2 separate regions of the Homo sapiens genome follow, and region 1 is linked to region 2. The links are chromatin contacts, found by Hi-C or POLR2A ChIA-PET in ENCODE. All regions are on one chromosome and are shown on one strand. The core of a region is the stretch at or near the end of the contact, and the rest is flanking DNA. Distances in the headings are between cores, read along the strand shown.

The links. Hi-C counts contacts between places; a loop is a spot of excess contacts on that map. ChIA-PET counts read pairs that join two places held with the same protein, here RNA polymerase II (POLR2A). Pooled maps may share reads with other maps.
Region 1: a pooled map shows a loop between it and region 2 (2.6-fold over the local background). The contact joins the enhancer-like site here to the promoter of CORO1C in region 2. A Hi-C loop is called at or near these places in 1 of 168 maps with a recorded cell type or tissue (cardiac septum) and 3 of 50 pooled maps. POLR2A ChIA-PET finds 5 or more read pairs at or near these places in 2 of 52 experiments (Caco-2 and K562).

Annotation. Positions count from the first base shown.
Region 1 is chr12:108,928,805-108,933,740 of GRCh38, reverse strand. The region is part of intron 11 of SVOP (SV2 related protein); the gene reads left to right. Among named protein-coding and RNA genes, the nearest start is that of DAO, 51 kb to the right of the region's middle. Within about 2 kb of position 3,405, at least 3 of the 41 ENCODE cell types and tissues checked have a DNase peak (open chromatin) inside an H3K27ac peak, as active enhancers do.
Region 2 is chr12:108,728,963-108,733,382 of GRCh38, reverse strand. It overlaps CORO1C (coronin 1C), which reads left to right and starts at 1,865. Exons shown (of 11, transcript NM_014325.4): 1 at 1,865-1,954. RefSeq lists an enhancer at 1,191-1,994 and silencers at 1,607-2,116, 2,307-2,586.

The sequences.
Region 1 (4,936 bases), core at 2,156-4,655, 200 kb before region 2:
ATCTTCCTTTTCAAAATTATTATTATTAAATTTATTATTATTATTTTTTTATTTTTTATTTTTGACGGAGTCTTGCTCTGTCGCCCAGGCTGGAGTGCAGTGGCTTGATCTCAGCTCACTGCAGCCTCCGCTTCCTGGGTTCAAGCAATCCTCCTGCCTCAGCCTCCCAAGTAGCTGGGATTACAGGTGGCACCACCATGTCTGGCTAATTTTTGTATTTTTTTTAGTAAAGATGGTGTTTTGCAGTGTTGGCCAGGCAGGTCTCAAACTCCTGACCTCAGATGATCTGACTGCCTTGGACTTCCAAAGTGCTGGGATTACAGGTGTGAGCCACTGTGCCTGGCCTATTATTATTATTATTTTTGAGACAAGGTCTCATTCTTTCACCCAGGGTGGAGTGCAGTGGCACAGTCATGGCTCACTGCAGCCTCCACCTCCTGGGCTCAAGAGATCTTCCTACTTCAGCCCCCAAAGTAGCTGGGACTACAGGTGCAAAAAGAAATAGCATGTTAGTTAAATTTACTTATTTATTTATTTATTCACAGAAAAGAGGCTGAAAAGTTGCAGGCCAGGCGTGGTGGCTCGTGCATGTAGTCCCAGCACTTTAGGAGGCCGAGGCAGGTAGGCTGAGGCCAGGAGTTAGAGACCAGCCTGGCCAACATGACAAAACCCCGTCTACACTATAAGTACAAAAATTAGCTGGTTGCGGTGGTATGTGCTTGTAATCCCAGCTACTCAGGAGGCTAAGCCAGGAGAATCGCTTGGACTCAGCAGGTGGGGGTTGCAGTGAGCAGAGATTGCACCACTGCACTCCAGCCTAGGCGACAGAGTGAGATTCCATTTCAAAAACGAAAAAAAAAGAATTATATTTGGGAGTAAAATATTTTGATTTCCCTCAGGGTCTGCTGTCTGTTGAGTGATGTTCTACTAGAGTCAAGTTGGAATTTGGTATCTGATTGCCACGAAGAGTCTGTTTTGTCGGTCTTACGATCTTTGTTTTAATGTTAATGCTGGTCAGCTGTGCCTAAACTCCAAGAGGGAGGGGGTATAAGAAGGAGGTATGTCTGAACCTCCTTCCCATCATGGCCGGAATTCAGTTTTTCAGGTTTCTCTGGGGTCCCCTTGGCCAAGAAGGGATTCGTTCAGTAGATTGGGAGCTTAGGATTTCATTTTTGGTTTGCAGTTAAGTTACTCTTAACTGATTTCAGTTTGCTCGCCTAGGACCCCACAACACTGGAGCTGTCTCAGACTAATGGCCTCTCAGTTAATTTTTTCTAATAGCATTACTTTTTCTTTTTTTTGAGACAGGGTCTTGCTCTGTTACCCAGGCTGGAGAGCAGTGGTGTGATCATAGCTCACTGCAGCCTTGATCTCCTGGGCCTAATAGTATTTTAAGGTGAAAATGTAATATAGGTTAAAATTATGGCTGGGTATGGTGTCTCACACCCATAATCCTAGCGGTTTGGGAGGAAGAGGCAGGAGGATCACTTGAGGCCAGGAGTTCAAGAACAGCCTGGACAACATGGCAAGACCCTGTCTCTACAAAAAATTTAAAAAATTAGCTGGGCATGGTGGTGTGTGCCTGTAGTCCTAGCTACTAGCTGGGAGGCTGAGGCAGAAGGGCTGCCTGAGCCCATGAGTTCCAGGCTGCCGTGAGCCATGATTGTGCCTCGGCAATCCAGCCTGGGTGAGAGCGAGACTCTGTGTGTGTAAAAAAAATAAAAATAAAAAAATAAAATTATCATCGCAAATCCCCTAAAGAGCCCTCACGAAGTATAGTACTCAGAGCTTTATGGATATGATCCTGAGCAATAATTCTAATGTGCACATTAAGTTTGAGGACCAAGTTGGCTCTCCACCACGGCCACATAACAGACTCACCCGGGAAGCATTTTTTTTTTTTTTTTTGAGACGGAGTCTCGCTCAGTCGCCAGGCTGGAGTGCAGTGGCGCAATCTCGGCTCACTGCAAGCTCCACCTCCCGGGTTCAAGTTATTCTCCTGCCTCAGCCTCCCGAGTAGCTGGGACTACAGGCGACCGCCATCACGCCCAGCTAATTTTTTGTATTTTTTAGTAGAGACGGGGTTTCACCATGTTGGCCAGGATGGTCTCAATCTCTTGACCTCGTGATCCACCCACCTCGGCCTCCCGAGGTGCTGGGATTACAGGCGTGAGCCACCATGCAGAGCCGGGAAGCTTTTAAACAGTGCCCAGACCCATTTAATCAGGACTTGGGAGAGCAGGTGGAGCTCAAGCATTAGTAAGTTTTAAAAGCTCTCCATGTGATTCTATTGTGCAGCTGGAGGTGGGAACCTCTGGACAAAAAGAAACAAATGCAAAGAAAAGTCTATATGCTTTTTTATGCCTGTGCTTTTAAGCCATTCTGACTTTTAAGATAACACTAAATTCTCAGCATTGAACTCAGGTTAGAGGATAAAAGAATCAAGTTCCTGCTTGTGTTCGGGGTTTGCCCAATTATCTTTTATATTAGGCCTCTATAATCATAGTTAATAGTTTTGTTTATTGGTATAAGGATTGAGTGAGGTAGTGGAGTCCCATCTCACTGTGGGGGTGTGGGAGAGTCTGTGTTAAATGCTCTGCTGATGTGCTTTGATTGTAGAGTCAATCACAGGGTTTGGTATTGACTGAGCACAGATTGCCTCTCCTAAGAGTAGAATGCTTAAGCTAAGCATCCTAATGCTTAAACTAAGGATTCAGGGGAATGTCGTAAAACAGGGGTTAGCAATCTTTTTCTATAAAAGGTCAGGTAGTAAATATTTTAGGATTTGCAGGCCACATAACTCTGTTGTTTGTAGCAGCACAACAGTGGACGGCATATTGTTAAATTAAGTCCAGCCTAAAGCTGCCTCCTTGCATATTTTAAGTTCAGCCTAAAGTTTCTCCATACATAGTGAGCTGTATGAACTGTAACCTAACTGGATGTGTGAACAGACTGTAATCTACTCTTGTGCCAATCGCTGATTTCCGCCACTCAAAAGCAGTCAACTCACCAGGCGTAGTGGCTCATGCCTGTAATCCCAGGACTTTGGGAGCCGAGGTGGGAGGATCACCTGAGGTCAGGAGTTCAGGACCAGCCTGGCCAACACGGCGAAACCCCATCTCTACTAAAAATACAAAAATTAGCTGAGTGTGGTGGCACATGCCTATAATCCCAGCTACTCAGGAAGCTGAGGCAGAATTGCTTGAACTGGGGAGGCTGAGGCTGCAGTGAGCCGAGAAGACGCCACTGCACTCCAGCCTGGGCAACAAAGCGAGATTCTCTCTAAAAAAAAAAAAAAAAAAAAAGCAATCAACTGTTCAAACTCTATTCAAATAAGGCAAACACTGAGCTGTAACCAGTCCAGCAATTTCTGTATCTCACTTCCGTCTTCTGTTACTTTCCTGTTTCTGTCCATAAACCTTTAAACACTTGGCAGTACCAGTCTGTCTCTGACCCTATTCTGGCTTGGGGGCTGCCTGATTCACGATTTACTGTTTGTTCAATTAAACTCTGTTACATTTAATTTGTCCAAGGTCTTTCTTTTAACAATATAAATGAACAAGCATTGCTTGTGTTTCCATGCAAATTTGAATTTTGGGTCATTTTTATGCCTCATTATTTCCTCTTCTTTTAATTTCTAAAAATCATTCGAAAAAAACATTTTTAGCACATAGGTCAGGCAAAAAACAGGCAAGGGACCAGATTTGGTCAGAGTTTGCCAACCCCTGTTGAAAAGCTCTCTCTTATACCTGGGTGGGAAAGTAAAACTGTAGAACAAGCCCACAGCTGGAAATTAGGAGACCTGGGTTCCAGCACCAAGTACCTGTGTCACTTTGGGCAAGTCATTTACTTAGTATGTATTTTCTACACGCCAGGTACTGGTCTATGTGTCAGTGTCCAAAAAAGCCAGAGCTGGACAGAAGTGAAAGCAGTGAAGGAAAATTTCATTTAGTAACAATTGCAATAGGAGGAGAGAGACCTCAGTATAGAACTGGGCTCCTTTCTGTATACGCAAGTATTCAAAGTGGGGATTTATAGCCAGGGAGCAGGGTGGGGGAGTCAGTGGATGGAAAATTACTAAGAGGAAATGTCAAGGATAAGATGGTTTCTGGTTAAACCGACTTGATAGGATTATTGCTGGGCCAGGCTCATACTCGTAATCCCAGCACCTTGGGAGGCAAAAGTGGGAGGATTGCTTATGCTCAGGAGTTCAAGACCAGCCTGGGCAACATAGTGAGACCCCATTTCTACAAAATGTAGAAAAAATTCGCATGCCTGTGGTCCCAGCTACTCAGGAGGCTGAGGCAGGAGGATTGTCTGGGCCTGGGGAAGTCAAAGCTGCAGTGAGGTGTGATCACACCATTGCATTCCAGCCTGGGCAACAGAGCGAGGCCCTGTCTCTAAAAATATAACTAGCTAACTAACTAACTAACTAACTAAATAAATAAATATTTAAAAAGGACTATTGCTGAAGGCAAGTATAGGGGAGGAAGCATATCTTTCCTTCTATTCATCCTGGTTTTATGACTGAGGCCCCTATAACAAAAGACAGATTAAGAAAAGCATATGAACGTATTTCATCTAAGTTTGATGTGGCATAGGAGCCTTCATAAGGAAAGGAAGACCTGGAGAAATGGTTAAGCCTGAGTATCTTTGTGCCAGATTTGATGAACAGTGGAGAGTCGTAGAGAAATATGACAGGACGAAGAGTGTGACCTAGTGGTAACAAACTGGGGGAAAGTCAGCAAGGCCTGTTCAGATTCTTTTCTGTCCCTGTGTCTTTGGAGATAAGGATTTTCTTTTTCTCTGGGTATAGGCAGGGCACCTCTCACCTGAGGGTTTTATGATTTGCTTCAAAATAAAGTCATAAAATGGCCGGGCATGGTGGTTCATGCCTGTAATCCCAGCACTCTGAGAGGCTGACGCGGGCAGATTG
Region 2 (4,420 bases), core at 616-3,115:
GGCAACATAGCAGGACTTCATCTCTACAGAAAAATGTTAAGAATTTAGCTGGGCATGGTGGCGCGTGCCTGTAGTCTCAGCTACGTGGGAGGCTGAGGTGGGAGGATTACTTGAGCCCGGGAGGTCCATGCTGCAGTGAGCCGTGGACTGCCCCACTGCACTCCAGCCTGAGCGACAGAGCAAGACTGTGTCTCAAACAAACAAAAACAAGTGAATTGTTTTTGAGCCTCACCATATGGCAGGCACTGCAGTAGGCGTTTCATCACGTTTATCTCATTTAAATAAAGTGAGTGGCAAATCTTACTGCAGGAAGGGTGCTGAATTCCTCCTATTAGGAGTGGCTGCTTGAAGGCAAAATAAAACCCATCCTTTCATTTTGTTGAGTCCCAGCAGTAGCAGCAACAGGTACTGTCGAGCGTTTATCACAAGCCAGGAACTCTTCTAAGTATATTACTATTATCCTGGTGCAAAAGTAATCGCGGTTTTTGCCATTCCTTTTAATGGCAAAAAGTAATGCCACGATCATGGCTGCTAATATGATCTCATGGAACCCTGTGAGGGAGGGGCTGTTATCCCCATTTTACAGATAAAGAAACTGACCCTTAGAGAGGATAAATAATTTGCTGTGATAGCTGTCTTAGTTCAGGTCAAGCTTGATTTAAATAACACACGTTTCTGAGGCTGACGCTTAAAATAAAAAATCCCCCTGTGAATGGCAAAGATGCCTTGCTTTGGGAAGTAAATAGCCCTACCCCACAGTCGGTTCGGTTCCCCAGGCTCTGTTTCCTCAAATCTCGGTATTTCAGAGCTTGGTGTTTCAGAAAGGGACTTTAGCTATTAACAGGACAACTTCTTCATGCTGAAGATTAGGGGACTCAGGCCCAAAGAGGTAAGAGAACTGTCCCAGGTCACACAGTCTGACGGCCGCAGAGCTGAGGCTCAAATTCCCGTGCTCCGACTTTCAGGCCTGGGCCGCCGAGTTATTAAGGGACTCTGGCCAGGGAAAGGAAGGGAGGAACCCTGAAGTTTCCATTCCCTCACCTGCGAAATGGGGTCAATCACGGGCCCTCTTTGGGGTTACGTGGGTGTGGCCCAGCCCAGGGGCGGCCACTCTGCACTAGGAATGTGACAATGGACGGTTCAGGGAGGGCTGGAACGTCGGCAGTCCTCAAGGGAGGTGGTGGTAGGGTGTGACGGAGCCAGGGCGGAGCCTCGGGAGCCAGAGGCGTGGATTCGCGAATTCGGGGCGGGGCTTGGGGTTTAAACGTTGAGATGGGGTAGTGGGCGGGGCTTGAGATGCTAGGAATAGGGTTGCGGTCCTTGGGCGGGGCTTCTGGAAGACGGGGCGGGGCTTTGTGAGGCCGCTGGGCGAGTTCTGAAGCAGTGGGAGGGGAGCCGGGCTTAGGGAAGCAGGAGGCTGGTTTAAGGACTCGGATAGGCAGTGCGCGGGGCTCAGAGGAGCTAATGTTCCTGTATTGAGGGGCTCTGGGGGAATCTTTGAGGAGCCAGGGGACGTGGCCTTGCAGAGCCTAGCGGGTCAGTGGGCGGGGCTCTAAGAACCCCGCTCCGGGGTCTAAGGAGCAGTGGGCGTTGCTCGGAGGCGCCTGTGGGCGTGGCCCTCTACCACTCAGATGACTGGAGAGCGGGGCGTGCGCTTGGGCACCGCCTGCATCCCTCGGTGCGACCAGAGGGGGCGTAGCGAGGCGTGGAACGTGGGGTGGGAAGCGGGCTTCCCCTCCGGAAGTGGGCGTGGCGCACAGCGGCCCGGCAGCCCTGGTTGGGTCCCGCGCGGCGCGGGGGCGGGGCCTACGCGCGGTGGCGGGGGCGGTGGCGGCTGCCCGCGCCCCTCCCCCGCACGGCGCTCAGTGCCAGGCTGGAGGCGGCAGCGGTTGGAGGCTTCGCCCGGCTTTGCAGCGGGGACTTCGGCGGCGGCGCCTCAGGCACCTCGGCCCGGGTGAGCGGCTCGCGCCCGGCGGGGGCAGCCTGAGAGCGAGTCGGGCGGGCGGACCTGTCCTCTGAGCATGTGCCTGCGCCGCCTGACAGGAGCCGGCGGGGCGAGGGGCAGGGCTAGGTGGAGGGGACAGTGCTGGGTGGGCGCGCGGGGCGCGGGTTCACGGGCTGGGTTGCAAGGGGTTAGGGCCGGGGGCTGCTGTCGGGGGCTCGGGGAAAGGGAGTTGGGGACCGAACCAGGTGGCGTGGGGAGCGTGAAGCAGGGTCCCTGTGGGGAGGAGGCTTTCGAGGTCCGGAACGCTCCTGGCCGGGTGCGGAGCCGCGGGCCGAGGTGGGACGAGGCTGCCCAGGGAAGGCTTTTAGGGGTCAGGGATCGCCTGCTTGGGCGAGGTGCTGGGAGGGAAGGGCTGCTTCGGGCGAGGCGTAGAGCCCGGGGGCTCCAGGCCTGGGGACTGGGTTTGGGCCGCCCCAGGGAACGAGTGGGTGGGGGCGGGTAGGGGCCGGGCTCACGTGGGGCCGGGGCGAGCTGGGCCCTGCGTCGGGAGGGGCGAGGGCGGCCGCCTGGCCTGCGGGTTTCCTGGCTTTGGGTGCGAGACCAGCTCTGGGCCCTGCAGATCTCGGTTGGGGGTCAGGCGGGGCGGGGCAGAGCTGGAGCTGGAGTAATGTGGGTGGGGGCGGCTTGGGAAGAGGCTGAGCCCGGCCAAGGGAGCAGAGGGCTGGGACTGGCTGGGGGTTGGGAGGGGAGGAACGAAGCAGGAAGGCTGTCGGATCGGGGGCCCAGGGTGTCCGAGTGAACTGGGTGATTCAGAGGTGTGTTTCCCTAATAGCGGGGCAGCTGGCGAGGGACGCAGTAAAAAGGAGCGAGGTGCAGGTGGGGCCCCGCTGCGCCGAAATGACTGAGGATGAGGTCAGACGTGGAGGGTGGGAATGCAGAAACCGAGCTCTCCCGCCTGTCCCCACCGGCGCACGCTCCCCAGCTCTCCGTCTCTCAAATGATTTGAATGTGTTGGGGGAAGTGGCAGGCTGCGGTGAGAGCTGAGAAGAAAGGGGCTTCCTCTTGGAGGGAGGCGCTGGCCCTGGCATCCTTTTTTGGGAGTGTTCAAAGGATTTTGAACGCTGGAAAAGGAATCGTAGGCTTTACTGCATCACGATTTAGAAACACATCCTATATTTGGCCGTAATGTAGGCTGCCCTTGTTTTGTGGTGTCTAAAGTGCTTGCTCTACATGTTGCAAACGTGGGATTCAGAGTGCGAAGCAAATTGCAAGTTGTTCATTTCCCCCGGCATGGTAAGATACAAAGGCTTTTCCCTCCTATAAGACATTTGAAAAGAATTGAATGTAGTGCGCGTTTAATAAACTGGTCCTGGGTGGCGAATATATTTACTTTTGGAAATAGTTACCACAAAATATTAGGCCCTCTTACCGCAGCCTTTCTGCCTGGGATTACATTCTAAAACAGTACTTGTAGGGCTCTTAGTCACTCTATATAATAATGCATCTCATTGTCCTTATCTGGCAGAACGTTCTCCTGACACCAGGGCCTGCTGGAATAGACAGAAACATGATTAAGTATAAGCAGTTGCTTTGTACCGTCTGTTCAGTTGTGAAGGCAAATAGATACCTGTTTAATATTAATTCACTTTCTGCATTCCCTGTAAAACTGAAGAAATGTGCAAAATCTATTTTGGACTTGGTTCTATACATTTCAGATGATTTAAGGAAACTAGTATTTTTGGTTTGGAGGTATGTTTCACAGTCATAATGTTTGGCTATGAAGCATAATAGTAAACATTGGATCTGAGAAATCGCATAAATAAGTAGGGAAAAAAGTGAAATAAAACTGAGAATTGTGTTGTACCTTAGGTCTTGAAGTGCAGTGTTTCGTGGTGGAGGTTAGTCGTGTGTACTGAGGATTGGACAAAGATTTGGTATAAACGTCAGGAGCACACATTTTTGACAAATATAGAACCTATCTTGTCCATATTTATTTTGATTACTTGTGGAAGGTACATTAAAGCCTGATGAATTTTAATAGATACATACCGATGAAACATAACTGCACACAATATTGACTTTTTCATGATCCTTTGTTACTTTGCCTGCAGATTGTGCTAATCAGCATTTATACTTATTTATATATAGTTTAGGATTAGATTCGGTGTCAGTGAATAGCATTTTTTTAAACACCGTTGGATTTTTTGATAAAAGTTTTATGTTTAACTTATCTGTCACTTCTGGGATCCACTCCAACCATGAGGAAGAGAGTCACTCTAACGACTATGAGATGGAATGTTCAAAAGGATGAATATCAATTCTTAGTTATATAAGTGGGTATGTCGACGAGTCTCTTCTTTATGATGGCAAAATTTTAATTTCTCATATTTTGATTTGTCACAAACTGGTACTTTAGAAACATATTATTAATTGGTCTGTTTTACCTTTGACCTCTTTTCCAGGGGTGGGGCAATA